Regions from separate parts of the Homo sapiens genome. Here region 1 is linked to region 2. A link is an interaction called in ENCODE POLR2A ChIA-PET data of the cell type or tissue named here. Cell type or tissue: Panc1. All regions are shown on one strand. Links, peaks and the distances in the headings refer to the core of each region. The heading gives the core; the rest is flanking DNA. Region 1 has its middle 94 kb from the start of LINC01482. Region 2 overlaps ABCA10 (ATP binding cassette subfamily A member 10).

Region 1 (15,674 bases), core at 6,744-11,743, 460 kb after region 2:
TATTCTTCTATATTCACTGCTAGTTGTTGCACTCTCTCTCAGGCTCCTTTTTTTTTTTTTTGAGATGGAGTCTCACTCTTTCACCCAGGCTGGAGTGCAGTGGTGCGATCTGGGTTCAAGTGGTTCTCCTGCCTCAGCCTCCCAAGTAGCTGGGACTACAGGCATGTGCCACCACATCTGGCTAATTTTCTTTATTTTTAGTAGAGAGGGGTTTCACTGTGTTAGCCAGACTGGTCTCCATCTCCTGACCTCATGATCCACCTGGCTTGGCCTCCCAAAGTGCTGGGATTATAGGCATGAGCCACCATGCCTGGCCTCAGCCTGACTCTTTATTTCTGCCTTGCCTGACCTGGAGATGGAGGACTGCCCTTCTGACTCATTTCTCTAATGATTAGTGATGTTGAGCATTGTTTCTTATGCTTGTTGACCACACATACATCTTCTTTTGAAAAGTGTGCCCTCCCTACCTAGGATCTGTAAGTAATAAATCTTTGAACTTATTTCCTGCTGCAGTGGTGGATTGAATTTGTGCCTTCCATCTGAGGAACCCAGGCTGAGTTTTCCCTAGGACGTTGGGAAGAACGCAAGGCCAGGCTCCCAGTGCCAGAGAGATGGTGATGTGGGTATAAACTGGAAATGGCTCATACAAGAGCCATCAAGATGTCTGCCAGTACAAACAAGTTTCCCGTGTGAGGGTCAACTGGTCATAGGTTGGGCAACTAGGCATTAGGCCGTTCATAAGGTAAGAGAAAGATCCCATGAAAGGCAGTCACTTACAGACACCCACTCCCAGCTCCCTTTTATTTACCACTATCACAGGGCTGCTAGTTGCTTTGGTACTGGAACACCAATTTAGCTAGGAGCTCTCAAGTCACCTCGTCATATATATAAATTACAGAACCGGAAAAGAAAGATCATTTCTTGAATACACAATTTTACAGAGCTTAGGTTCACCCTTAGCTAAACTAAGCTCTTTAGTTTAATTTAGCTCTTTAGCATTTTTCATGGCTGCGTAGAATTCCATGGTATATATGTACCACATTTTCTTTATCCAGTCTATATTGATGGCATTTATTATTCTATCTTTGCTATTGTGAATAGCGCTACAATGAATATACATATGCATTTTACACGTTTCTTTATGGCAGAACGATTTATATTCTTTTGAGTATATACCCAGTAATAAGATTGATGGGTCAAATGTTAATTCTGTTTTAAGTTCTTTGAGGAATCACCACATTGCTTTTCACAATGGCTGAATTTACATTCCCACCAGCAGTATATAAGCATTCCCTTTTCTCTGCAACCTTGCCAGCATCTGTCATTTTTTGACTTTTTAATAATAGCCATTCTGACTAGTGTTGGATGGTATCTCATTCAGGTTTTCCTCTGCATTTCTCTAAGTATTAGTGATGTTGAGCATTTTTCCTTATGCTTATTGGCCACATGTACATCTTCTTTTGAAAAGTGTCTGGTTCATGTCCTTTGCCCACTTTTTAAAGGGGTTGTTTGTTTTTTGCTTGTAAATTTGTTTAAGTTCTTTATAGATACCGGATATTAGATCTTTGTTGGATGCATAGTTTGCAAATATTTTCTCACATTCTTTAGGTTGTCTGTTTACCCTGCTGATAGTTTCCTTTGCTGTGCAGAAGCTCTTTAGTTTAGTTAGATCCTATTTGTCTACTTTTTGTAGCAATTTTTTTTGGTGTCTTCGTCATGAAATCTTTGCCAAGTCTTATGTCCAAAATGGTATTTCCTAGGTTATCATCCAGGGTTTTTATAGTTTCACGTTTTACATTTAAGTCTTTAATACATCTTGAGTTGATTTTTGTATGTGATGTAAGGTAGGGGTCCAGTTTCAATCTTCTGCATATGGCTAGCCAGTTATCCCAGCACCATTTATTGAATGGGGCCATTGCTTGTTTTTGTCAGCTGTGTCAAAGATCAGATGATAGTAGGTGTGTGGCCTTATTCCTGGGCTCTCTATTCTGTTCCATTGGTCTGTTTGTTTCTGTACCAGTACCATGCTGTTTTGGTTACGGTAGCCCTGTAGCATAGTTTGAAGTTGAGTAACATGATGCCTCCAGCTTTGTTCTTTTTGCTTAGAATTGCCATTTCTATTTGAGCTCTTTTGCAGTTTCATGTGAATTTTAAAATAGCTTTTTTCTAGTTCTATAAAGAATGTCATTGGCAGTTTGTTAGAAATAGAATTAAATCTGTAAACGGCTTTGGGAAGTATGACCTTTTTAACAACACTGATTCCTCCTGTCCATAAGCATGAAATGTTTTCCATTTACTTGTGCCATCTCTGATTTTTTTGAGCAGTGTTTTGTAATTCTCATTATAGAGCTCTTTCACCTCCCTGGTTAGCTGTATTCTGAGATATTTTACTCTTTTCATAGGCAATTGTAAATGGGATTGTGCTCCTGATTTGGCTCTCAGCTGGGATGTTGCTAGTGTATAAGAACGCAATTGATTTTTGTTTGTCAATTTTGTATCCTGAACTTTTGCTGAAGTAGTTTATCAGATCAAGGAGCTTTTGGACAGAGACTATGGGGTTATGGGGTTTTCTTAGAGTGCAGTGGCCTGATCTCGGCTCACTGCAACCTCTGCCTCCTGGGTTCAAGCGATTCTCCTGCCTCAGCCTCCCAAGTAGCTGGGATTACAGGCATGCGCCCCACGCCTGGCTAATTTTGTATTTTTAGTAGAGACAGGGTTTCTCCATGTTGGTCAGGCTGGTCTCGAACTCCCGACCTCAGGTGATCTGCCCACCTCAGCCTCCCAAAGTGCTGGGATTACAGGCATGAGCTACCACACCCAGCCAGGGTTTTCTAGATATAGAATCATGTCATCTACAAACAGGGATAGTTCTACTTCCTCTCTTCCTATTTGGATGCCGTTTGTTTCCTTCTCTTGCCTAATTGCTCTGGCCAGGACTTCCAATACTATGTTGAATAGGAGTGGTGAGACAGGGCATCCTTGTCTTGTGCTGGTTTTCAAGGGGAATGCTTCCAGCTTTTGCCCATTCGGTACGATGTTGGCTGTGGGTTTGTCAGAGATGGCTCTTATTACTTTGAAGTATGTTTCTTCAGTGCCTAGTTTATTGAGGGGTTTTGTTTGTTTGTTTGTTTTAACATGAATGGATGTTGAATTTTATCGAAGTCCTTTTCTGCATGGCCCAAACCTTCTTATTACTGCTGACCCCTATACTCCAGAGCTCTGACAACATTCCACCTACTTTTCAAGGCCCAGCTGAGATTTGCCCCACCCAGGAAACTTAGCCTTCTATTTCTTTCCTCATCAGAATTTATCCTCCTCTCCCCCTAAAAGATGACATTTGTAATAATTTCACCACTGATGACTTGCATTCAGATAAGCTTCCTAACACAGATGAGAGGCACAAAGCCAGAGCTGGTAAGCTGGTTGGCACACATACATCACCACACCTTATGTCTCAGCTGAAATGAAGCAAGCACTCCTTATATAGATTCACAGGGGTATGGGGGACATGTGCATCAGGAAAAAAAATTTAAGTTGGAAACTACATATTTATGTGAGTTTCACACACATAAATAATGCTAGAAAAATTATGAAGGGTTATAGTCAAAATAACCCTGAATCCACTTAGATTTACTTTTCAATTTTTTTTTATTTTGTTTTGTTTTTATTTTTTTGAGACAGGGTCTCTCTTTGTTGCCCAGGCTGGAGCGCAGTAGTGCCATCTCATTTCATGCAGCCTCGATCTCCTGGGCTCAAGTGATCCTCCCAACTCAGCCTCCCAAGTAGCTCAGACTACAGATGCACACCACCATGCCTAGCTAATTTTTGAATTTTGTGTAGAGACGGGATTTCACCATGTTGCCCAGGCTGTTCTCCAACTCCTGAGCTCAAGTGATCCTCCCACCTCAGCCTCCCTAAGTGCTGGGATTACAGGCATGAGCCACCGCACCTAGCTAGATTTATTTTTATTAGTGCATTTTATTCAGCACTTTAACTATTATTTGTAACAAACTGCTGATGACATGTCTCACAACTGATAGAGCCCACCAGAATGTGTTAACAGCAAGGCTGAAAGCTGCTGAACTGATAATGCCTCCTCTTGCTTCAAAGGCTTTGGAAGGCACAGACTGTATCTTCTTTGCTTAAAGGTCTTAGCCCTGTGCTTCAGTCATAGGAGGAACTTATGAATTGTGAATGGTATTGACCCGAACTGACTTTACCAGACCTGAATGAGGGTTTAATCAGAAAAGCTCCCATAGTAGAAGAGAGAGCATTCTGAGGAATCCAGCAGTTGATAAACAAGCCTTTACTGCACTCCCTCGGGAAATGAAGCTCTGTAAGTAGGCACTCTAGATAATGGATGGTGGGGAACAAGCCTGTCCCCACCCTGTAAAGAGGGCGTATGGGAGACAAGACCAACAAATATGTAATCAGCATAAACACAACGAGAAAAATACAGTCATTCCAAGAGTATGTTGAGGGGGAAGAATGAATGGGTAAGGTGGGAGAAATGAACCACAAGATCACTGGAGAGAGAAGAGCCTGGTTGTTGTGTGTCTGGCTCAGCTAGTCATTAGCAACCTGAAAGCAGAGAAATCCCAGAAAGCAGTCTTCCAGGGGCCTCACACTGCCCATTCTCCACCAGTGCAAAGGGCTGGGATTAGCAAAGTCCTGCTCTGAACTTCATAAGGCTTTGTTTGGAGTGTGGAGCAGTCAGAGCCACTCAGTCCACTAGGGAAGGGTGACCCATCCTCACTGGGAACCCAGATGAGTCTTTTCCTGTATGGTTCTTTCTAGAGCATTCACGTGGTCACCAACACATGAGAATGGGAGGACAGCTCCACACAGAATGCGGCTTAGCTGTGGATGACTGTCCACCTCTTGATCCCTTTGCTACCACTAGTTTTGATGGAGACATCATTGTATGGAATGTGGAGACCCCATTGGCCTCTGCTGCTTCCAAAAGACACTACGTGTCCCTCTCAGAGAGAGATGCCAAATGACAAAAGAAGGTTGGAGATCCAAGCTGACTTCCTTTCAAGTTATATTAGTTGATGATTAGGTGAAAAAGAATCTTTCTGCTGATAGACTGGCTTCCCTGTGATCAAGTTGACCCTTTAACAACACAATTTTGAACAGTTTGGGGCCACTTATATGCAAATTTCCTTCTGCCTCTACCACCCTCGAGACAGCAACACCAACCCCTTCTCTTCCTTCTCCTTCTCCCCCTCCTCTGTCTACTCAACATGAAAATGACAAGGATGAAGACCTTTATGCTGATCCACTTCCACTTAATGAATAGTAAATATATTTTCTCTTCCTTAGGATTTATTGGTAACATTTTTTCTCTAGCTTACTTTATTGTAAAAACACAGTACATAATACATATAACATACACAATTTGTGTTGATTGTTTCTATTATCAGTAAGGCTTCTGGTCAACAGTAGACTACTGGTTAAGTTTTTGGAGAGTCAAAAGTTATACACAGAATTTTCTACTGTGCAAGAGTTAGCACCTCAACCCTCACATTATTCAAGAGTCAACTGTATATTCACTATTTGTATATAAATCTCAGGAAATATCCTTTTATATGAAAGGTTCTTATTAACATCTTCCTGCAATATCATTTTAATGAGCTGGGGAAATGAGCAGACTTGCTCTCCTATATTTGACTATCCCAAGAATTCTCAAGTGATACAACTTAGCAATATTTGTGCGGCCTCTAAAAAAACTGGAAAATCAGTTCTTAAAGAATTAAACCATTCCACTGAGCAGTTTTGCAAATATTCAGTTGCCTGTCTGCTGCAGAAAAGCAATTAGGTTAGTAGAAGAGTACTGCATGTACTTTTCTGCTTGTACTAGATCCTGGAGGATCTAGGACTGCTGTTTTTAAAAAACTTCACAAGCTAATTTTTATTTATTTATGACCTCTTATTTCCAGTATCATGCAAAGTGTTTTTATGAAGATCAGTCTTCACTACCACAGATTCATTACTTTTTGGTCCAAAACAATGGGATAGAGGAAAATATTCTAAATGTCCTGGACTTACTAATGACTTATGTTATTAGTAATGATAGTAGGTAAGTCTTATAATCTCTGGACGTTAATTTCTCCCACTTCAAGAATGGAGAACTAAAGTGTCCCATGCAGGATTGAGGAGATCAAATAAGAAAATGCGTATGAATCTCTTTTGTAAAGAATAAGATATACCAATGTTAATGACAGTGTTGCTGTTACTATTTTTACCCTCACTGTGATCACAGGGCATTGGCCACCAGATTCAAGAGTGTCATTAAAATCCACATTTAAGGATAAGCAAGATCCCACTCTTTTCATCAAAATGTAATAGTGTGGCATTTGACTATTTAGCTTTGATTCTCAGAAGTATAATTCATTGAAACTGAACTGGGCTGAAAGATTATTGGATAATCTATCGGCTACCCATGTTTTTATTTATGAGTATTTTCTCTGTGTCAAAGCAACTAACCTTTTCTTAATTCTTCTTTAAGGAATAAAAGTAAGTTTTAACCCATTTCTATGTTCATTTTTCCTTCTGACATCCTGTGAGGCTGGCAGTTTTTCATTTGTGTAGGATGGGCTCAGATCAGCCTGATTCAAAAAGAGTAAGAACATTATCCCAGAAGAAATAAGAGTAAAGCTGAAATGGTCTTATCCTTCCATATGATGGAGGCAGCCTACATAATCTGTCTAGTTCTATTTTTTATTTCACTCTAGAGCTAATAAAACACATTCAGTGATAATTCTGTTAGCAAGAGATAGTGCAAATAATGGCAATAAATCTGCAGGACAATTCAAGCTTCTAGAGCTTCTATGGATCATCTAAAAGAATCAAGTTAATATCTGAATGCATTAATATATGTGTGCCTGGCACATAGGATGCTTCACGAACTTGGTAGCTTTTAATATTGAGTGACAGCAGTTGCTTTTTGTTTGCTTTTTTAGACAGGGTCTTGCTCTGTCACCCAGTCTGGAGCACAGTGGCGCAAACACGGCTCACTGCAGCCTCGACCTCCTGGGCTCAAGCAATCCTCCCACCTCAGCCTCCCAAGACACTGGGATCAAACGTGTGTGCCAATTTGCCCTGCTGATTTTTTTTAATAGGCATGGGGTCTCCCTATGTTGCCCAGGCTGGCCTTGAACTCCTGGGCTCAAGTGATCCTCCCACCCTCAGCCTCTTAAAGTGCTGGAATTATAGGCATGAGCCACCACTCCCAGCCAACAGATCTTCATTTATGAGGTGGGACAATGCAGCACAACTAGGCCTGTCTTGTGTTTCTTACTCTAATTTTCATCTCCTTGATCCCATTCGGTAAAGTGGAAGCCCAATAACAGAAAGTACTTCTCAGGTCCCAACTTCACCTCCTGTCAAACTCTGGCATCCTTTAAAGTCCTGATGGCACCATCTAGGGGTCCCCAGGTAGTGTCTCCTGATGAAAGATAAACAAGTCTTGTCTTCTAAAAAGGACTTGCATCTCAGCCTTCCCACAAACAGACCCATCCAAGAAACCCTCCAAGACATCATTAAATGTCAGGGTAAATACAGTATCATTTGCCAAAATAAGACCGGGCTGACTTATCATAGTTTCCCCACAGGAGACAGCACAGCACCTAGAACCAAGATTTTGGAATCTGACAGACCCAGAATCAAATGCAGCCACAGCTATTTACTAAGTGTGACATTAAGTCATTTAACCTTTCTGATCCTTATGTTCCTTGTAAATGGGAGCTATTTGAAACCCACAATATATTTGGTCAATCTGTTGCTTCTGTACAAAATTTGTATTTTATCAAATACTTGTATGTAATTTATTAAGTGCTTAGCAAACGTCAACTCATTTAATTCTCCTACCAAGCCTATGGTGTAGGTACCATTTTTATCCACATGTTATAGACGAAGCCAGCAAGACACAAGAAGATAAAATAGGTCACAAGGTCACACAGAGTGTGGCAGAGGCGAAATTCAAACCCAGGTATTCTGGCTACTGAATCCTTATTTTTAACCATCATCCTAGCTAATCTTTAATAGCCAAACAAGGAAGTATTTTTTAAAACTTTTTCAGGGAATTAGTTTTTAAAATAAGAAAGTATTTTTTAAACCATGTTGTCATGGACATTTTCAAACACACAAAAGCAATGAGAATTCCTTGTGCATTGCATTTTCCTCTCATTGCAATAAAAAATATCTTTGTTATTCTTTTTGATCTTGCTCATATCATTGGCTAAATTACAGTACTTACCATAATTTACCTTTTGTCTCCTCACACAATCATAAAAGTAATCATGGTGAGTTCTTATATTTGTGCAGTACTTTCTTTCTTTCTTTTTTTTTTTTTCTTGAGATAGATTCTTGTCCTGTCACCCAGGCTAGAGTGCAATGGCGCGATCTCGGCTCAATGCAACCTCCACCTCCTGGGTTCAAGCAATTCTCCTGCCTCAGCCTCCCAAGTAGCTGGAATTAAAGATGCATGCCACCACTCCTGGCTAATACATATATATATATACATTTTGTATCTTTAGAGACAGGGTTTCATCATATTAGCCAGGCTGGTCTTGAACTCCTGACCTTGTGATCCACCCACCTCAGCCTCCCAAAGTGCTGGGATTAAAGGCGTGAGCCACTGTGCCCAGCCTTGTACAGTTCTTTCATAGTATTATTTTCTACATTACTTTGGAATGTTCACTAAGTACTTTTATTTTACTGTTTCATTGAATTCTCCAGCAATCTTCTAAGGCAGGCAGTGAACTTTCTATAACCCCATTTTGCAAATAGTCAAATGCAGCTCAGAGAGCTTAAGGAATTTTCTCAAGTTCACACACCTAACAAATGATGGAGTCTATTAAAATATCAATCTGATTTTTAAAGTTTTCAGCTCATTTATTCTCTGGACAACAATATATAGTGGAAAAATTAGTGAGTTCTGGAACTCAATGGACTTCAGCACAAATCCTCATTCTTCCTCTTAAAAGTATGACCTTACACAAGTAATTCTCTAAGCCGAAGACACTTTATCATTAAAATTGGCTAATACTACTTATATCACAGGTATTTGGAAAGATTATATTTTAAATTATTATAATATATAAAATATATTATAAATACATATAAAACACGTGCACATATAATGTGTGTAATCTAATATGTACATATGCATAAAATCTATACATACACATATGTAAGCATGTGTGTATGTGTATGTATAATCTAATACCACAGCTATCCCAAAGCAGATGCCCATTGAATGTAAGTTACTTTTTCCTGCTTCTAGATAGGATCAATCAGAAGAAACACCCTACTGATTGCTCAGTAGTCAGGTGCCCTACATCCAAATCTCCCCAAACTTTTTCAGCATTAGGATATTCACCAAAGACTCCTGGATGCTTTTTTTCTTTCCCAAAATTGCCTACTTCTTTGGTGCTCAGTTTCCCCATCAAACTGAAGATGTTCCAGTTTTATTGATTACATTACATTCATCTCTTTGGAAAAACTAAGCAAAGCCTCCATTATTTTATTTCAACCTGGGGGTCAGGTTGGAGGCTATATGTTATATTCTTATAGAAAGAATCATTTGTGTAAAATCAATTTTAAAAATGCATTACAAGGCTGGGCACGGTGGCTCATGCCTGTAATCCCAGCATTTTGGGAGGCCGGGGCAGGCGGATCATGAGGTCAAGAGATCGAGACCATCCTGACTAACACGGTGAAACCCCATCTACTAAAAAATGCAAAAAATTAGCTGGGCGTGGTGGCGGGTGCCTGTAGTCCCAGCTACTCGGGAGGCTGAGGCAGGAGAAAGGCGTGAACCCAGGAGGCGGAGCTTGCAGTGAGCTGAGATCACGCCACTGCACTCCAGCCTGGGTGACGGAGCAAGACTCTATCTCAAAAAAAAAAAAAAAAATGCATTACAAAAGTGGTCTTCCCACCCCTGAACTAAGCCTTCTCTATGTCAAATAAACATATCTGTGGCTTCATGTCTTCCTTCTATATTTATGAATAGTTTATTAAGAACATCATGGATGAATACTTTTTAGCTGAAAAATATTAGACTTTAACAGGAAGGCACAATTTGTCTTTTGTGACTGGATATGTCAGCTAGCCTGTTTCTTTACTCATATGTTTGCATTTAAACTCTCCTAAATCAGTAGAAACATAAGTGACTTTTAAAGAAGAAATTCAAGAAAAGCGGTTCTTTTCACTTGTTCCATTACAAAATGAAACTTCCCTGCTTAGAACTAGATGGCATAATGCCTGGTACGGAATTGGCACTGAATATACTTTTGTTGAATGACTAAATGAATGAATGAGATCATCTAAGTATCTTACTGAAGCATATGAATTATGACACTTTCCAGAAATCTGCTTTTTGATTCTTTTCCATATATATGTGAAGTAGTTTCAATTAGAGCTAATAGTTTCTTCAAGTATTAATATTTTGAAAACCTATTTTAATGAATAGTGATAATATTTAGTGAATATATTGATCATATTATACAATAAATCTCTCAGACACACACTGTTGCTCTCTCTTTCTTTCCTAAAATAAAAAACATGAAGGTAAATATCAGGTTTTCTCCTTCTAAATAATTACAACTTCTGAATTAGTGAATTAAGTGAGGTTGTATTGTATCTAACTTTAATACTTTATGTTTAAATTGGAATCCATTTTCATACTGAGATATGAAAAACATATGGTTGCCAACTTTGTAGTACCAGCCCCTGGGCAGGGTGCATCGCTTTGCCAAGCGAATGCTGAACTCACATAGACCAATCCTCAGCTGTTCCACTGGTTGAGCAATTGCAGCTCCTTAAGGCTTTTCTCAAAAGGCCTTCTTTTCTCCCTTTTTAGCTTAGTGTTCAGTGGAAAAATTCTTGTTTCTCTAGCATCATCCTACCCTTTCCTCCCTAAAGAAGGCTGCAGTCCTGATAAGCTCCCATTCAGGGTCCCTCCACTGATGGAGTGTCTCTGAGGAGAGAAAGAAGTATGACAATACATAGTTCACAGTAACTATGGCCTCAAGGCACAGGGGTACACTGGGGGGTGGGAGGAGACTTGGGTGGCCTTTATATCTAGAATGGTGAATTTGGAATCAAGAAATCAATAGTCCAGGTCTGGTTCTATCATTAACTGTGAGATCCTCCTCTTCTGTATTTAAGAAAAAAAACATCAAAACTCAGTGTTTTAAATAACCTCAAATATCATCCAATCTGACTCAGAGGGAATCACCACTTCCCAGTGCAATAGGCTTAGATTTTTTGGTTGAAATCTCCTGTTTTCACAGTCTCTTGCAGACAAAAATGGAAGTAAAATGATGTGAACCAGACCTGGCTTAGTTATTATTTCACTGTTTGGAACCTCTGTGCCCTGTATCAGAGTAGCATGTCTTTATTTTGGTCTTCTGTAAAAGATTGAGATTCTTGATGGGAAGTTTCAGTAGTTTTTTTTTTTTTTTTTTAGATGGAGTCTCGCTCTGTCACCCAGGCTGGAGTGCAGTGGTGCCATCTCGGCTCACTGCAAGCTCCGCCTCCCGGGTTCATGCCATTCTCCTGCCTCAGCCTCCCAAGTAGCTGGGACTACAGGTGCCCACCACTAAGCCCGGCTAATTTTTTTTGTATTTTTAGTAGAGACGGGGTTTCACCGTGTTAGCCAGGATGGTCTCGATCAGCTGACCTCATGATCCGCCCACCTCAGCCCCTCAAAGTGCTGGGATTACAGGTGTGAGCCACCATACCCGGCCTCAATAGATGTTTTTTTCCATCTCCAACGTTTTATGATTCTGTATCCTTTGGATACTGAGGATTGTTCATTATTGGTAACTTCAATAAGCCAAAGCTAACCCCACAGCTAACACTGATACATAAAAATTCTATGTATCCTCTTTTCACCCACCCTGCTACTGTAAAATACAATAAAACCTCAAATAAAAAAATCAGGTAAGCTTATGAAATGGCTAATAAATACAGGAAATATTTTATCATAATTTTTAAAAAATCATAATGAAACTACATCAGCATCAAAGTTAAACTCTTATAAAGAGAATATTAATAATAAATACATCAATTATTAAATTAATAATATTTGTTATTTTTAAACTACCAAGTACTGAATATTTATTGTGAGTCAAACTCATAGTAAATAGAAAAAATAATAATAATATGCCAGACATTAGTCCAAATAGAATTTAATCAGAAGAAAGATATGTGGATTACATTTTTTAAATACTGATCAAAATAAAGATGCTCTAACCATATAAATTGGCAGATGAAATAGACTTTAAAGTAAAAACATTATCACACAATATGTCAGAAAAATATTACAAACCTGAACCAACAAACATGAGCAACATAGCTCCAAAATATTACATCAAACTGTAAGAAATTCCTAATAGTTGACCACTTTTTGCCCTACAAAAGCAACAACTCATATAAAGTAAAGGTCAATAAAATTATGGTATATTGAATTTCTTAGAGTGTAATTTTTAATACTTAATTATTACAGACTGATCGATCAAGTGATCAAAAAATTAATGATGTTGGTGAGTTAAACAGCAGGAGTAAGACATTTGGTCAAATTCACATATTTAGAACTTTATGTCAACTCTTAAATAATCTGAATTCTTTTCAATTTTCCAGAGAATATTTTCAAAAACTGAGCACATACCAGACCATAAAGGACATTTCAATAAATATTAAGGAATTGATTGATAAAACATGCAGACTATATTCTCCAACACAATGCAATGAGAACTCAATTTCAAAGAAAAAAACAAAAATACTTTTGTGTGTTCAGAAACTGAAAGAAATATGGTTCTAAATTATTCATGACTCACAAAGGAAATTATAAAAGAAATTAGAAATAATGTCAGTCCAGCTTATCACGATCTGATTTTCGTATTTGATTTGGTCAGCATGACTTAAAATCTGGTAATGCTGCCAAAGCTAATGTAGTGGGCTTCAGGAACAACAAAAAGAAAATTGCTTGTTTATTTCACCCATTTGTCCATAGCTTTTGCCTCTAGGTTTGATTCAGTCTTTTCTCTATTTTTTTTTCTCCAGGGTTTATCTAAGTGTCACCCCCTTCAAAGCTGAAAAATACACAGGAACATCATCAACGGTGCTTAGTACTTCTCATGTGGCCCCATGATCATCATGTTTGAGATACTTCTGCAAGAAGCTCCAAACAGTGAACTACTGAGAGAACACTTGTGGGAATATTTGCAGAGACAAACAAATGTCATCTTAAAATACCAGCTACTGTAACTTACCCACAACAAGTAGGCTTCTTGGTCTGTATTAACCCTGTAGGTACTATTGTTGAAATAGGCATCTCCCCTACTCAGGAATGTGGGCAAATCTGATCATGCCTCTTTAAGGTTCTAATTTGACAGAAGCACGTGAATAAGCAATCATTTAGAAGAGTATATGCCTCCAAATCAGAGCAATACAAATAAGAGCAGGGAAAGCTATTTCACTTCACTGCTCATTTCCCAAGTATCCAAGTAAAACACTTCCTTAAAGTGTCACATGCATTAAAACACAAAGGAGAAAAACAGGCAGAGGTAAGCAAAGTTTAAATCTGTAAATCTGTTCTTTAAGACTCCAATTAATAAAAACTCAGGGATTCTACTTGGAATATCCTACCCATAACATCATAATGTCAATAATCCAACAGTCAAGAGCCCCAGAATCAGGGTCTAGAATGCCAGATGAAGAATAGAGAGGAATCCCCGTGAATCCTGGGGTTTTGTATAATGGCAAACACTAAGAAGTAAGATAGAAAGAGTGAAATCCTATTGACACTGTTGAGTCTGGACACCATCCTAAAAATGTCCTGTTTCACTAATTGGAAGGGCATCCAAGTAAGGAGAAGCTTGATGCCATATGACAACATCAGGTACTCAGCTCATTTCTCTCTCTCTTTCTCTCTCTTTTCCTTTACGTCACCAAGGACAAACTCAGGATGTTGACAGGACAGACTTTTGTAGGCAAACGGTTTGGCCAATCTCTCACCAGTATATTAACCACATGGGCAAAGAAAATATTTTTTCAAAATGGATGTTTTTGCTTTAGGGTGGAGGGATATGATATTTTTCTTTCTATCTTAATTTCCTTCCATGTTTATGTTTAAAATTACTTAGTAAGTAAAAGTAATGGTTATGTTAGATAAAATTCATTCACCACCCTTAATATGACTCAGTGACTCAAAGACAAAGTTCCAGAGCAAAGGGTCAATCTTGTGAGAGAGGTCATGCAGAATTTACAAAACAAAATTTATACAGAACACTCAGAAGTATAAAAAAGATGAAGTTCATTATTGTTTATAATTACTCACTTACTCTGAAGCTACCTTTCCTCCTGCTGGCAGAGAAAAATTCAAATTAATTAAATTAATTTTAATTAAGGGCAACTGACTTTGTTCCTGTTTAAAACATTTCACTTTGGGATTAACTCAGCTTCATTTGGGTAAATTGCCCAGGAAATTCAAAGACTGCTTCCCTCCTCTCTTAAGGGGTCACTTTGCCCATATCTTCTTCCCAAGGTGATATCTGGGGGCAGAGAAAAGCTGGCATATAGTCCTTGGAGTCCTGAGTCTTCAGCTACACGCTGGTTTTGTCCCTGAATGTCCTTGGCTGGTGTTTACTTAGGTGTGGCCAATTTCACTGTCCTTTATGGGCATCCGCTGGCATCTGCTGCTGATGTCCAAGGTCTCTGGGTCCCTCAAATCACCAGCCCTCTATGGTTTGTGGCCTCTTGCTTCTTAGCCCTGAAGTCTATACCAAGACAACATTGTTCTCAGCACCTTGGTGTCCTCTCCCTGGGGCAGACAGGAACTCTGGGCCATAAGGAACCCTCTACCCTGGAAGAGGGATGGTGGAAGTTTCACCACTTCCCTACCACAGTAGTCACAGGGGGGACACGGGGGACAAGTCAAGATGTGTTGACTCTCCCTCAAGCTATCTGGGCTTTCTGTGAGGGTTTCCAATGCCTCATCACACCCTGCCCCAATTTTGCTTAAGTAAGGTGGGGTTGGGGAGGAAACAGTCATTTCTCAGTGACCAAGCTGCGGTACACATCCTGGTTGTGCCCTCTCAAAATCTCCCTTCCTTCTCCAGGGCAATGGTTTCTATTTTCTCTTCCTGTCTGGTGGAAATTTCCCACAAGTCATTTCTCCTGCCTGCTCTCCACTTGTGGCTTTGATCCTCTGTGACCTAGCCTGGCTTTCTATATGTTAATGGAAACCTCCAAGAATTTTAAAAACTTTTTTCTCTCTCCATGAAGCCTGATTTCTAGGACCATTACCTTGCTGTAGATTCAAAATATTGTCTTGAGATTGGAACCTTAAAATTAACTCCTTTTCTTTGATTTTTACTTTATTCTTTTTTTTTTTTTTTTTTTTTTTAAGACAGAATTTCATTCTGTCACCCAGGCCAGAGTGCAGTGGTGCAATCTTGGCTCACTACAACTTCCACCTCCCAGGTTCAAGCGATTCTCCTGCCTCAGCTTCCCGAGTAGCTGGGATTACCTGTCACCATGTACTGCTAATTTAGTATTTTTAGTAGAGACGGTGCTTCAGCATGTTGGCCAGACTGGTCTTGAACTCCTGACCTCAAGTGATCCACCCACCTCGGCCTCTCAAAGTGCTGGGATTACAGGCA
Region 2 (15,674 bases), core at 6,427-11,426:
ATTGTGAACTGTGCTGCTATAAATGTGTGTGCAAGTATCTTTTTCATATGACTTCTTTTCCTCTGAGTAGATGCCCAGGAGTGGAATTGCTGGATCAATCGGTAGACTTACTTTTAGTTCTTTAAGGAATCTCCACACTGTTTTCCATAGTGGTTTTACTAGTTTATATTCCCACCAACAGTGTAAAAGTGTTCCCTTTTCATCACATCCATGCCAACATCTATTATTTTTTGATCCATCTTCAGGTCTCGCAGCCGTGGGTACCAGCACCTGTTCTGGTGGAGGTAGCAGGGGAGTGAAGTGGACTCTGTGAGGGTCCTTGGTTGTAGTTTTGTTTAGTGTGCTGGAACAGTGTTGGTCAGCCTCCAGCCTGGAGGTGGCACTTTCAAGAGAGCATCAGCTATGGTAGTATAGGGAGGATGCAAGCTTGCCCTAGGGTCGCCTGGATAAGTATTCAGGTTTCTCAGGTGGTGGGTCAGGGCCATAGAACTTCCAAGAGATTATGTTTACCAGGGCGGGTGGAGAAAGACCAGCAGGTGAGGGCAGGGTTAGGCACGTCTGAGCTTAGACTGTACTTGGACAGGGCTTGCAGCAGCTCCTGTGGGGCATGGCCGATGGAGTTATGTTCCCAGGGAGATTATGGCTGCTTCTGCTGCATCGTACAGGTCGCTAGGGAAGTAGGGGAAAGCCGGCAGTGACAGGCCTCATTCAGTTCCCACACAGCCCGCAAAGTGGTCTCAATGCCCCTACAACAGAACTGAGTTTGTTTCCAGGCAGCTGGTGAGCAGGACTGAGAACTCACCCCATGCTACAAGACTCCCTTTGAGAAAGCAAGCAGGGCTCTCCGGTTATGTGCCTTCCCCCTGCCATGGCTTCTGTGCTTGAATCTGCACTCCCTGATCATTCCTTCCCCAAGATTCTGTCCAGGAAACTATGCATTTGGTTAAAATTATTACAAAGTTCAGCTGGAAGTTTCCTTCTTCCTGTGGTCTTTCCCCAATTCCACTGGCAGCCCTCCCCAAGGACCCCTCTGAGACAAAGTCAAAAATGGCTTCCCTGGGGGCTGAGAGTGCCCACAGGGTTCCTCCCACTGCTTCCTCTACCCCTATATTTCGCTTGGCTTTCTAAATTCGTCTTAGCTCCAGGTAAGGTAAAATCCTCCCGTGATCTCAACCTTCGGATTCCCCAGTGAGGATGTGTGTTTGGGGACACACATTGCCCTTTCACACCGAGGGCACTCAGTTTTTCAGCTGTCTCATGGAGCCTGCAGCTGCAAGCCGCCTCTTTCAAAGGATCTGTGGATTCTCTCCCTGATGGGTCCTTTTAAATCCAGAGCTCCCTTGGTGCGGGGGTGGTTGATTCAGATGTGGAGGCTGCATCATAGCTTGACTTCTCCCTGTGACCAACTTGACTTCCTTTCCATCTATGATGGAAATCAAGTCAAGAAAAATAATGGGCACAATGGCAAATATCAAGTTAACTTAATTCCATAAAGATGTTTTGAATGGGTTACTAGTACTTTAAATATCATGGCAAGGTTAGTGCCATTTAAGGTTGACAGGATCACTAGAACAAGCCTGGGTCATGAGGTATATTTTGTATGTATTATTCATAATTACAAATATTACAGGGTTCTGGTAAAGTTTATAAAAGTCACTCCTAGCAAATTTTCTTCCTGTGAGAAATGCAATCTTATTTTCATAAACTCTTTTCACCTGGTGAGAATTATAAGATAAATGAATATATTTCTGAAAAGAATAAAGGAGTCCGTCACATTGAAGATAGTAAATGGAACTTAATGTGGTAGCATCAGAATGAATAGTATTGTACTCCTAAAGAGCAAGGCTCTTTACTAAGCTATTCTGGGTTTTTCTTAACACGATTGGCAATCATTATTATTTTAAGCTTTGACTTTGATTTTCTTGCTTTTTTTTTTTTTTTCTTGTTGCCTTCCTTCCACTATGTTAGGATCAAATATTGAAGACCTCGTGCATTCACTGAAGTGTCAGGATATAGTTTTGGAAATAGATGACTTTAGAAACAGAAATGGCTCAGATGATCCCTCCTACAATGGAGCCATCATAGTGTCTGGTGACCAGAAGGTATGTTTGCTTCTATGCACTGTTTTTTTTTGGTTTTTTTTTGTTTTTTTTGCCACGTCCTAATACTTAGAACTATAGGAAACTTAAGTATGTTTTCTAAATTGGCATCATATTAGAGGAGGCTTGAAACTTTCTTTGTCACATAAAATATAAATATTTGACATCTTTTCATGTTAGTAAATGTTAATCCATTTCATTTACAAAACAAGTCACTTGAATTACAAAAATAATGCATTCTTGTACCAATTCAAAGAAGGCAGAAGTGTCAAAGAAAAATTAATAGTCTCCTTCTCATTCTAATTCCACTCTGGTAATATACAAAGTATACAATAAATATATTTACTATAAGAATTTATAACTTATATTTGTGTACTTTTTTTCAAGGATTACAGATTTTCTGTTGCGTGTAATACCAAGAAATTGAATTGTTTTCCTGTTCTTATGGGAATTGTTAGCAATGCCCTTATGGGAATTTTTAACTTCACGGAGCTTATTCAAATGGAGAGCACTTCATTTTCTCGTGTAAGTAGAGTATTCGACTTATATAAGAGGCAACACAGCAGAGGGATAAAGGATGAGGGCTCTAGAGCCTACCATGTGAGTTCAAATCTTGTTTCTGCCACTTAACAGCAAGTTTCTTAGCTACTCCTTGCCTTTGTGTCTTCATCTGCAAAGTAGGGAGCGTAATAGTACCTACTTTATAGAATTATTGTGAAGATTAAATGAATTTACTGAGTACCTAGAACATAGCATGGCATACATATATATATATATTTACATATAAATATATATACACATTTAAATTTATTCAATAACTACTTCCTGAGTGTACTATTTTCTGGTACTTCTAGATGTTGAGAATACAGCATGAACAGAATAGACAAAAATCTCACCCATATGGAGCTTACGTTCCTATAAAGGAAAGAGGAAACATTCAAATACATGTTTGCTATTACTTATTCTGAAAGATCAAGAATCTTTCAAGTACTGTTATGTTTAGTCTAATTAAATTTTTAAAATTCAAAAGTTTTATGGAAAAATTTAAATATATAATTATTTACTTAGTAAATTAGATGTAACCTATCACTTCCTATCCCTTATCCTGATTTATTTTTTCCATTACATTTATTACCACTTGGTATGCTGTAGAGTTATGTTTTATGGCTGGCCTCACCCCTCTAGTTTAAAATCTTGTCTGATTAAGAATCACAGTCCAACACAGAACATTAGAAGAGCCAAGATCCAAAAGGACACTGCAAAATTTAAAATAAAAGAGAAAAAAATCATAGGACTGTTGAAAACTCATAATTTTGACTTTGGTTTACCATATACAACTTACTAGGTACTCAATGCGTATTTACTTAAATCAGTGAATGGATTTGGTTGGAAATGAAGAATATCAGAGATATCTTAAACCTAAATCCTTAATTTTATGTCAGAGTGTCAGATTTCCCTGGAGAGTTAGATGAATATAAGACATATACGCTGATTAATGCAAATGCAAAAGAGTGTGTATGTATGTATACACACCCACATATGTATATGTATATCTCCACCAAAGGGATTTATGATAAAATATGGTCCAATTCTAAAATTATGATTTTTTAACAGTTCTATTGTTCTTTGTCATTTAAAATTCTGCAGTGCTTTTTTTTGGTTTGGCTTCTTTATGTTTTATAACTTGGGGTGTGAAGTGCAATTTTTGATCAGATGCAATTTAGTTATTCTTTCTAAATTGTCAAATTCTTAACTGGTGTGTTTGATTATGATAGATAAAAAAGGGAAAAAATTATAGAAATCATGTGGATGTTAGCAAGAATATGCATAGTGGTTTTAGATAATGAAATTTTATTGGAAAATTGCATAATAAGAAATTAATACCATATAATGCAAACTCTAGTTTTCTGCGAATGAGATAGGGTGATTTAATTGTAAGTAGAGAAACTATCTAATATAAAACAATACAGTGTCTCTCTGGATGGTAATAGCAATGTGCTACCAGTTCAGAGCAAAAATAAGAAAAATATAATCAAAACTTAGTTCTGGTAATTTCTCAAGAGTGAGATCTAATATAATTTCATCTATTTCCCAGTACTTCCAGAGTTAATCATGCCTTTATTTACCCTTAATTGTTTACTTTTAATATAGAATCGATGTTGTCTTCCCTTTTTTTTTAATCAATCTCCTAACATCCTCCAGGACTTTTCAGCAGATGCTTTAATGCTTAAAGACCCTCCTAATTTATTTTTCAGTGGAACTGAGTTCAGACTCAGTTTGTCATTGTTTTTCAAATATGAACTTCTTGAAAGTAATAATTATACTTGACTTATTTCTAGCACAAAGGATGATGCATTGCACGGAGCAGAAGCTCTATAAATATTTGTTGAATGGATGAATGAGTGGGTAGACTGGATAACTGGTTATGCTGTGCACCGTTTGTTACCATTATGGCACAGCTTTCTCTTCTGCAAGATGGGAACTGCAAGCAGATAATCTGTAATAGTCCTGTCTTTAAAATTTTTTTATTTTAATACTTGCTTTTTCTACCTCATAAAGTAGACGTAACATTCAACTAAGATATTATTTTTAAAAGTGTTTAATGTATCGCACAACCATGAGCCATTATTATCATTACTGTGGAAGCATGTTACAGTTAGCCTTTGTCGGACAAACTCTTCATTACTGTAAAGACATAAAAATTATCTTGCAACTTTTAAGTAATATGATTTAAAGGGCTTTCGGATTTTTCAGAATTGAATGTATGCTGGGTTTACTGAGTGCAAACCACTGTAGTTCACCCTGCATTTAATAAAAAAGCTTTCTCTGTAGGGAAAATAGGTCTGGCTGAGCATGAGCCAGCTCTGGAGGAAGAAAGATGGTATTTGGGGTTTTCCCCTCAATGGTAGCAGGAAGCTTGCCAGGGCCTCTGGGTGTTGCTAAAGAGAATTCCGTAGAGAATATCAAGATAAAGAAATTCTGCTCATGCAGAAAGTAGCATGGGTTGACCTCCTTATCACCTGCAGTCTGATAGAGGGTACCTTTCCTTTTGACTGTTCTGCTTCTTCCTTCCTCCTTTCTTTTCCCCAGTGTTTTGGGGAATGTTATGTTAATCCTTAGGTGGAGTAAATAGAAATGGAGCTGAGGAAAGAAGTTACTCTTGAGGCTTTTGCTTCAGATGCAGTATGACACACATTTATCTTTTCCAGGTAGCCTTTCACCCTGCACAGAGCTGAATGGGTCTCATGTGGCCAGTGGGCCCCAGAGGGACCCATCAGTTACCTGAGTTTAGTTTCTGAATCTGCTTACTAAGATTATTACTCATGAACTCACAGAATATTTGTCTTAGCATATTACCTCCAGACATCAAATACATTCGTTGTTGATTGCTCCAACATGTTAGGTAGGTCTCTTACATGGGGTTCTATTTTTCCCTTTTGACGAGGTTCAGATAGAGGTTTTTTTTTTGTTTGTTTTGTTTTTTTGTTTTTTTTTGAGATGGAGTTTTGCTCTTGTCACCCAAGCTGGAGTGCAATGGTGTGATCTCGGCTCACTGCAACCTCCGCCTCCTGGGTTCAACAGATAGAGCTCTTTAATCTACTTTTTTGCTAAACCGAATCAGAAAACAGAGGAGATGATGCATAGATACATAACCTTCTTCTCTTGCAATGTATATAAATCTAGACAAAATTAATGTTCGGAAGGCTTGTCAAGGAAGCAATTTGGATATTAAATTGTCTCCTGTGGATCCAGGGAAGGTGAGTTCTCTCTTAGTCCCTCATGAATAACTTTTAAAATATTCAAATGGAAATTGTGTTTCTTTAGGAAAGTTAAGAATTTCAGTCTTTTTCTAGTTGTTGCATTTTCACCAGAAACAGGTATTTTCTTTTTAAAGAAAACAATAATTATTCATTCTTTTACTCATGCATAACCAAACAAAATGATCAATTATAGTAAGAATAGGGATTAGTATAGTATATTTTACTGCTCACCCATTGTGGAGGATAATTTATTTTTATTTTCAGTCACAATTTCCCTTTTACTCAGATTTAATAACATCCTTTCTCAGGGACACCTCAAATCTTGGGGCTGATTTATATGCCAGCAGAAGTCATAGACCAGAGGTGCTTCCACTTTAACATACACTAGTATCACCTGCTGGGCTTGTTAAAACAGATTACTGGACACCATCCCCAGAGATTCTGATTTAGTAGATCAGATGTGAGGTCTGAGAACTTGCATTTCCAGTAAGTACCGGGTGACGTTGATGCTGCTGGTCTGGGACCACACTTAGAGAACCACTAGCATAGAAGAGTCACTATCTCCACAATTCTGTGAGGCTCACTTGCGTCTAGATTTGGCTGTACATTGCCTCTGATTGCTGAAGGTGTCTTCTAAAGCTGTCATGACTTCTCTTAATAACCTCATTTTCCCACTATTTTAAAATTATGCCCTTTTTGTTTCTTATTATCCTTCTAGACTTTGAAATGTGTACTTCACTAAGCTACGTGTCATCTGTTCCTTAGCTACTTGTTGGTTCTTGCCTGATATTGCTTCCTGGTCTGTTTTAAATTCTAGTGCTTTCATCTTAAAAACAACTATTCTTAGTTATTGAGCACCTCCCATATAGCAAATGCTACATGTAGCAAATAAAAATATTATTATTTCACTATATATATATATAACATATATATATATATATATTTTTTTTTTTTTTTTTTTGAAATGGAGTCTCATTCTGTCACCCAGGCTGGCATGCAGTGGCAAGATCTCAGCTCACTGCAACCTCCACCTCCTGGGTTCAAGTGATTCTCCTGCCTCAGCCTCCCAAGTAGCTGGAATTACAGGCATGCACCACCATACCCGGCTAATTTTTTTGTATTTTTAGTAGAGATGGGGTTTCACCACGTTGGCCAGGCTGGTCTCAAACTCCTGACCTCAGGTGATCCACCCGCCTCAGCCTCTCAAAGTGCTGGGATTACAGGTGTGAGCCACCACATCTGGCCTCACTATACATTATTTAATTTAGTTCTCACTAATGCCTCTGAAGTTGATATACTTAAGTTATAAATAGAAATATACTAAGGAACGTAATTGGACATTCACAAGTCAAGTTCTAATATGGCATTGGAATCCCAATGGTGAAGGATTCAAATGCCTATATTAGAACTCTGCCTAATAATGACTTTCACTGGTTAGCTCTGACCTTCTGTGTATCTGGACCCCCTGATCCTCCTACCATATATTAATATTCAAATGCCAGTCAAGGACCAACAGAAGCTAACAAAAGTGTCTGGACCAGCATACAGGAAGAGGAATAAGTGACAAAAGAAAAACTCATGTGAATTTCATAGAATAGTAGCATTAAATGGCAGATTGAAAGAAGTATAAAAAAGAGGTATGCATGTAAGAAGACAATTTTGTAGCTTAGGAAATTGAAACAGTCACAAAACTACTGATAGAAATGGGGAAGTTGAAAAGGAAAGTTTATTTGGAGGAGATGCTAGTATTAGTTTTTGACTTAGTATATTAGATAAAGCAGAGTATACCCAAGTAGATACTTTCTGTAGAATATTTTAAAAGCAAGGAACCCAGAGAAGTAGATGGAGATAATGCATACTTTGGGAATCATTAGGATGAAGTTGAGGATATGCAGAAGAGAGATGGGGGAGCAAAGAAAAGCAGAGATTTAGGGTAGCAAAATTAAGCAGTACACCCAAGTAGAGAGTGCAGGATATAAAGGAGAAAAAAGGTATCTCTTTAGTTGGACCCAAACTGCTTGTACACTCTAAGTACAGTAGTCCCCCTTTATCTATGATTTTGCTTTCTGCGGTTTCAGTTACCCTTGGTCAACCATGGTTGAAAAATATTAAATAGAAAATTCTAGAAATAATTTATCAGTTTTAAATTGCACACTGTTCTGAGTAGCATGATGAAGTCTTGTCCGATTCTTAGAGAGGAAAACAGATATGTGCATCAACCAATGACATTGGCCCATTTAATATTAAGCAACAGGATCAACAACATGGGTAATATCCTTTCCCAGGGGTGATACTGGGAAGCAGGGATATGGAGTCATAAGTGTTACCCTTCCCTTACACTGATGATTGTGCATTTATTTAGCCCCTGGTAATCTGGTTCTTCCCACATCTTTACTAATACTCTTAGAACAACCTTTTCATTGCTTCTTTTTTGCCCTTCCACCTGCACCTGCATTTATGACAAAAACTTACCTTTTCTGCACTCCTTTTCTTTAGATTTTTTTTGTCATAATAATAATAAATTACAGTGTCTTGAAAAAAACTTAAAGACCCCTCAATGCCTTGACAATTGTTTAATTTAAACAATTTTAGAAGTCAAATTATGTAGGCAGGGAAGATTTGCTCTCTTCTAATTGTATCTTGCACGTAGTTAGGCATAATGCCTAAGCATAAGTCCAGCTTCACAACAATCACTATTAGAGGCCAACTTGGAAATAGGGAACTGGAACAAATGACAACTTAACTCAGTGCTTCAGATATGATAACTGTAGCTCCCTAAAATATCAGATGTAAATGTAAAAGAGAAACTGCTCATGCCCTCTAAGTACAATAGTCCCCCTTCACAGTGATTTTGCTTTCTGATGTTTCAGTTACCTTTGGTCAACTGTAGTTCTAAAATATTAAACGGAAAATTCCAGAAATAAATAATTCATATGTTTTAAATTGCATGCTGTTCTGAGTAGCATGATGAAATCTTGCCCTGTCCTGCTTCCCACCCAGGAAGTGAATCATCCCTTTGTTTGGTGTGTCCACACTGTATATGTTACCCATTAGTCACTTAGTAGCCATTTCAGTTATCAGATTAAAAAAACATATTATGTATAGGGTTTGGTACTATCCAGGTTTCAGGCATCCACTTGGAGTCTTGGAATATATCCCCTGTGGAAACGGGAGACTACCGTATATACATATAAAATTGAGATTTTGAATTTCTTTTATATCATGCTGTTCCTGGGAATGGAACCTGCCACTAAGGTTAACAAAACATGTTTGCTTGTCTCTTTGCTTCTTAAATCAGGTGAATGCTTCTAGAGTTTTTCTTTATTTCCTGGAAACGTATCTTATAATGTTTGTATAATTTGTAACAATTGCAACAGCTTACTGATGTGTTTTCATCTTTCAGGATGACATAGTGCTGGATCTTGGTTTTATAGATGGGTCCATATTTTTGTTGTTGATCACAAACTGCGTTTCTCCTTTTATCGGCATGAGCAGCATCAGCGATTATAAAGTAAGAGGGAGAGAGAGGAAATTAGATTGAGATTGATTTTATTTGACTGTAGTAATTGCAATTTTATTGTTTTATACACACACAGTTGTACTTTGGTTAATGTTTTTACACATACATTACAATCTAATATCAGTATAGATTATAGTAAACACATGATTTCAAAGAGGTCAGAAAGTTTACCATTTAGCACAATAAAATTGCCACAGCTGTAAGGGAAATCATGCTAAATAAACTTCAGGGATGAAGATGTGGTACTGTTTGATCCATGCAGTTATTTCACAGTTCCAAAGGGAATTTAGATTTTTAACTATAGCATGAAATGTCAGACATACAGTGTTTCCAATTATTTAACTACGCTTTAATAAACTGGGCTTTAAAAATATATAGTGTAGTCATCTTCATTAATCTGTATCAATGGGTAAATTAACTTTAAAAATAGCTGAGACTTTTCTGTTGAACCAATAACTACACATTTCCATTGGAGATGCTAGATTTTTAGGAGGATGCTTTTTGTCACACAGACACTATAACATACTATTTCTAAAATTTATTAAACAATTTTTTTTACATAACCACAAAATCTTTTCAAACTAAGATCCCTTCCTCTATCCCTTCTATTCTTTGTCAGAAAAATGTTCAATCCCAGTTATGGATTTCAGGCCTCTGGCCTTCAGCATACTGGTGTGGACAGGCTCTGGTGGACATTCCATTATACTTCTTGATTCTCTTTTCAATACATTTAATTTACTACTTCATATTTCTGGGATTCCAGCTTTCATGGGAACTCATGTTTGTTTTGGTAAGTGATCATTTTTTCCACAAGCCAATTATAATAGTAGAATCAAAATGAAAATTCATTTTCATGAATGTTTTGTCATTAGCAAAAGGCATGTAATATGCAAGAAAATAAGAAAATTGCCTTAGGCAGCTTTATGACCTGATTATCTCCCCTCCTCTTTCCCTCTATGACCTGCCATTTCTAATCTTGCCATTGATCCTCATTATTTGCAGGTGGTATGCATAATTGGTTGTGCAGTTTCTCTTATATTCCTCACATATGTGCTTTCATTCATCTTTCGCAAGTGGAGAAAAAATAATGGCTTTTGGTCTTTTGGCTTTTTTATTGTAAGTATATATACATGCGTGCACATTTATATTAAATTTCCTTGAAGTTTTTTTAAATGCAAATTTAAGTATAAATACTTTGCTTAGAAGAGAATGGAGGGTTTTTTGTTTGTTTTTCTTTTGTACTTTCATTATTGTTGTACCATGTTTATGGGTTCAGAATGTTTTGTTCATTTTATTTCCTTTATTTCCCATTTGTTCTTTGAGGTTTCTTTTTTAGAACTCTGTTTCTTTGGAAAGAAGTAAAATATATGTAGGAACCATGGCATGTAACAGCTGAAAGACTAGATCATTCAGGACATTTCTTCATTTTACAGAGTGGGAAAAACTGAAAAGAATCAGACTTAAACGCAGGCCTCTCAACTCAGTGATGTTTTTCTCTTAAATAATTCTCCTTCCTTAAAAAACAAACAAACAACAAGCATGATAGGGGGCTATATAGATGAATAAAATAAATAAGAAACTGTTTTCTTAATAAATAATTTACTTATTACTTCAGGCATATGCTACTGCATCTCCTTCCCTATCACTAGCTGATATCTTAAGCAGTTACTATAGCTTTCTGACCATTTCAAACATTAAAACAGTCCAATTTTGTTAAGTAAGATTCACTTAAAGAACTAAAAAAAATCTAAAAGGTTGGTCAAGTCCAAATCATAACTTTCTTAAGCAATGTAAAACTCTCTCCCCAGGCTCATCTTAGGCACGCCCTTAGTTTGGGGATCAGCGGTGAGAAAGAGAGCAAGGTCTACACTTTGACTCTCTCTTTTTTTCTTCTTCTTCTTCTGGATTTTCCTTTCTCTTTCTGTGGACAGGGTGAAGGGATTAGGGTAAAAGGACCAAAGTTTTACTTCACTGGAGCTGTTACAGTTACATTGGTTGGCCTTTGTGAGTAGTATTTAAAAGTTGGATTTAGTATAAGCAGGAATATCACAAACACAACCAGTTGGAGAATTCAGTATGTCAGCAGAAATCCTAAAGGCTACTAAATTGCTTCTAAGCTTCCAAATCGCATCCCTGTGACAGCTAATCACATAATTCCTTGGGCCAGTTTTATCAATGGTTGTACTACAATGGTCAAATATCATAACCAAGGGTAATGTCTTCTTAACCATCGGCATTAGTCATTGATCTTTATTTTTTTCTCTTCTAATTCCATTGTAAAGGTAGGCTTGTCAGTTTCACTTTTTAATTTAATCCAATTTTGCTTTGTATAGTTTGAAACTATTTTGTTTGGTGCATTGAAGTCTGGAATGATTATACACCAGCCCTATTTATTCTTATGGTTTTTGGCCATAAAGTCAAATGTGTCTCATATTAATATAGGTACACCAGATTTCTTTTGTTCAGTATTTGCTTGATAAATCTTTTTTGCCACTTGTGTTTACTTTTAACTTTTATTGTTCTTATGCTTTAATGCCTGTCTCTTGTAAAAGAAATATAGTTGGATTTTATTTGTTTTTTAATTCAGACTTAACCTGCTTTTAATTTAATGAGTTTATTGTGATTTTTGATATTCTTGAAGTTACACTATTTTACTTTTTGCTTTGTGTATGTGATTTCTCTTTTTTCTTCCCTTTTTTGTTTGTTTGAATTTGTTTTTATTCCATATTTTTCTTTTTTTTGGTTTGAAAGTCATAATCTATATTTTATTACTTTGTATTAATTTGCTAGGGCTGCCATAATAAAGTACTACAGACTGGGAGGCTTAAGGAACAGAATTATTTTCTCACAATTCTAGAGGTCAGAAGTCCACGGTCAAGCTATTGGCAAGGTTGATTTCTTCTGAGGCCTCTCCCATTGGCTTATAGAGGGCCATCTTCTTCCAGGTCTTCTCATGGTCTTCCCTTTGGACGCGTCTGTGTCCTAATCTCCCCTTCTTATAAGGACAATAGTCACATTGGGTTAGGGACTCCTGCAATGGCATCCTTTAAACTTAATTACCCATTTAGAGACTATTTCTAAATATAGTCATGTTCTGAGCTACTGGGGGTTAAAATTTAAACATATATATTTTGGGGAGGCAAAATTCAGCCCATAACACCCCTGAAAAATTTTTTATGTGCTAAACTTAACAAAGCCTAAAGTTAATAAATATCTTAATTACTTCCAACACCATATTTTGAGGATTTTATTATTAATAATTTCTTACCCTACTTACATGCTATTGTCTAGTGTTTTGGTTTTCTTTTTTTAATCCCTCAAATAAGCATTTTTATTAACATTTTAAGAACTTAAAAAAGATTTGTGTACATTTTAAATCAATCTATTTGTTCACTATTCATACTTGGATTTTAGTCTTTTTTTCCTCCCTTTTGAGATCAATCTTTTTTTTTTTTTTTTTTTGGCTTCCCAAAATGCATCATTTATATATTCCTTTAACAGGTCAGTTAGCTATAAACTCTCGTAGTTTAAAAAAAATCTTTTTTCACCCTCATTCTTAAAACATAATTTAGCTGCTTATGCATTTCTAGGTTGACAGTCATTTTCTCTTATCACTTTGAAAATTCACTCTCTTGTTGCTTACATTTTAACTGTTCAGATGTCTGCTATCAGTCAGTTGCTATCCTTTGCAGAGGCTCTCTCATTGACTAACCTTCTCTGACTTTAGCTTTCATTACAATGTTTCTAGGTGTGATTTTCTATTTATCTTTATTTTTGTATAAATTGGGATGCCTGGAATTCATTTCTGTCTTCAGTTTAGGAAAATTCTCAGCCAATACCACTTCAGATATTGCCTGTCTGACTTAAAGTCTCTACTGAGATAATATTAGCTTTTCATACTATTCTCTACATCTGTTAGCATTTCATTCAAATTTTCCATGTCCTTGTCCTTGCTGCCTTCTGGGGAAGCTTCAGACGTTTCTTCCAATTCACTTGTTTTAAATTCATCTGCATCTAAATTATTTTTACTCATTGACTACTTAAAATTTCAATTTTGTTTTCCAAAACTCTTTTTGGTTCTATTTAAAATATGCTTAGTTATTTCTCCTAATCTTTTGTTACTTGTTATTGTTCTATATTTCATATTTGATTTATTTCAACATTTCATTGAAAACAACATTTCTACTTGTCGTTTGACAATTCTAGTCTCAAAAGTCATCTAGTGCTTATTGCCTTATATGTTTGATAAGTTTTTGTCGGGGAGAGGAGCTCATACTTGGTTGACCTTAAAGTGTGGAACTCCGAAGACTCTGTATTAGGGATGTTTTCATCCCCAAAAGATTTTCACTTACTTTTGTGAGACATGCAGTGTAGAATCCATCTACGATTGTACAAGCCAACTTAGAGTATCATGCCTCAATATGGGATTTACAAGGAATTCCCATCAAGAGGGTTTCATTTTAGTCTCTTAAAGGTCTTTGCAGGGAATGACTTTAAAGAGAACCCAAATCATATCTTCCTAACTCATGGGCTGATATGGGGACTTGTCCTCAGCCCAAGCAGATTTTGTGTTTACTTAATGGTCCAAGGTGGGTTTCAGGCTTTGTTTTTGTCCTTGAAGAATTTCCTCACTTTTTTTTTTTCCCTTGAAACTAGCAGTGTATGTAAGGGACAGTTGTTTCAATTTCCCAAAATTTAATTGTACAGTATGGGTAAGACCCTTTAGGGTATCTGTTACATCATATCTCTACATACAGATGTCTACAACTAACTTTGAGACTGCAGTTTTATAAAGCAGTGAATGCAGAATACAGTTTGTAGCAGATGGAAGAATAAATATAGAATGCAGAAGCAGAAACAGGAAGTGTTTAATTACTCCTTACAAGGCATTGTTGTTGCTATCATTGCTTGCCAGAAGGAATGGTTAATGGAAGACTTCTTTTTTTTTTTTTTTTTTTTGATGAGTAAAACAATATAGATGTGGTAATTAGTGTAGTAAGAAGACAAAAAGGAATGGAATAAAGGTGAAAGAAGCAAGATGGTCAAAGATACATTCTTCACTTGCATTGTTAGATTTACAAAATGTAACGTAATTTTTTTTTTTTTTTTGAGACGGAATCTCACTCTGTTGCCCAGGCTGGAGTGCAGTGGGGCGATCTTGGCTCACTGCAACCTTCACCTCGCGGGTTCAAGTGATTCTCCTGCCTCAGCTTCCTGAGTAGCTGGGACTACAGGTGTGCGCCACCATGCCCAGCTAAATTTTTTATTTTTAATAAAGACAGAGTTTCACCATCTTGGCCAGGCTGGTCTTGAACTCCTGACCTCAGGTGACCCGCCTACCTTGGCCTCCCAAAGTGTTAGGATTACAGGATTGAACCACCGTGCCCGGCCAGAAAATCCAACTTAATTTTTATAGAATACTGAAGATATATTGCTATATATTTTGTTAGAGCAATACCTTTAATAATTACAAATACTATGGCCACGAAATCTTTGAGGAGATTCTGAAGTATACACAATGTTTATAAAATAAGCTGATGAAACCCTGAGCTTATTTCAGTTTATATTGTTTATTCCTTCAGAAAATTTTTCTTGTACATACGGAAGAAACACTGTTTATATGCCTTTTTGATACGTATCATATTTATATATCCACTTGTCCATATCATTATCTCACTGCTTTGCAGTGCTACCTTTGTTATCAATCAAGACTATTCCTGGCCTTTCTGATTTCTTCCATTAATCTGTTTTTCTATTTGTACATCAATACCATGCTGTCTCAATTATGGTAGCTTTATTTGAGAGAGCAAACCTTCCCACCTTGTTCTTTTTTAAGTATCTTGGCTGTTTTTGATTCTTTGCATTTGCGTGCACTTTTTAGAATCTTCTTGTCAAATTCCACAAGAAGTGATATTAATTGGGATTGCATTGAATCTATAAATTACTTTGGGGGAGAAATGATATCTTTACATAGTGAATCTTCCAGTTCACAAATGTCTGCTTCTCTGTTTTAGGCTTTTAGAAACATCTGTTTTGTATATATAAGTTCATGGTATCCAGTACATTATATATTGACTTGATGTATGGACAGTTGACTGATACAATATCCCTTAGGAAAGTATAATGATTAAGAATTTTGGCTCTAGAGTTAGATAGCCCCAGGTTTTAATCCTCAGTGGTCTGGCACTTAGTAGCTATAAGAAATTGAACACATTATTTCAGTTCTTTTGAGGTTCAGTTATTTAAACATCAGAATATATGTATAATAACAGTAGTACTTTCTAGTGTTTTAGG

The links. ChIA-PET counts read pairs that join two places held together with the same protein. Peaks named below come from ENCODE experiments on the same cell type or tissue, not always from the same donor. Only the 100,000 strongest peaks of a DNase experiment are listed, where the experiment ranks them.
Region 1: POLR2A ChIA-PET joins it to region 2 with 8 read pairs; 2 of 35 experiments call an interaction of 5 or more read pairs at or near these places.

Annotation. Positions count from the first base shown.
Region 1 is chr17:68,714,235-68,729,908 of GRCh38, reverse strand. No RefSeq gene overlaps it. Among named protein-coding and RNA genes, the nearest start is that of LINC01482, 94 kb to the right of the region's middle. In Panc1, for the core only: no CTCF peak of the experiment used is centred there; no DNase peak of the experiment used is centred there.
Region 2 is chr17:69,169,103-69,184,776 of GRCh38, reverse strand. It overlaps ABCA10 (ATP binding cassette subfamily A member 10), which reads left to right. Exons shown (of 39, transcript NM_001377321.1): 21 at 1,969-2,102; 22 at 2,487-2,624; 23 at 9,264-9,371; 24 at 10,000-10,170; 25 at 10,383-10,496. Among named protein-coding and RNA genes, the nearest start is that of ABCA6, 35 kb to the right of the region's middle. RefSeq lists a silencer at 4,903-5,103. In Panc1, for the core only: no CTCF peak of the experiment used is centred there; DNase peaks (open chromatin) are centred at 8,976 and 9,296; H3K27ac peaks cover 2,123 bases.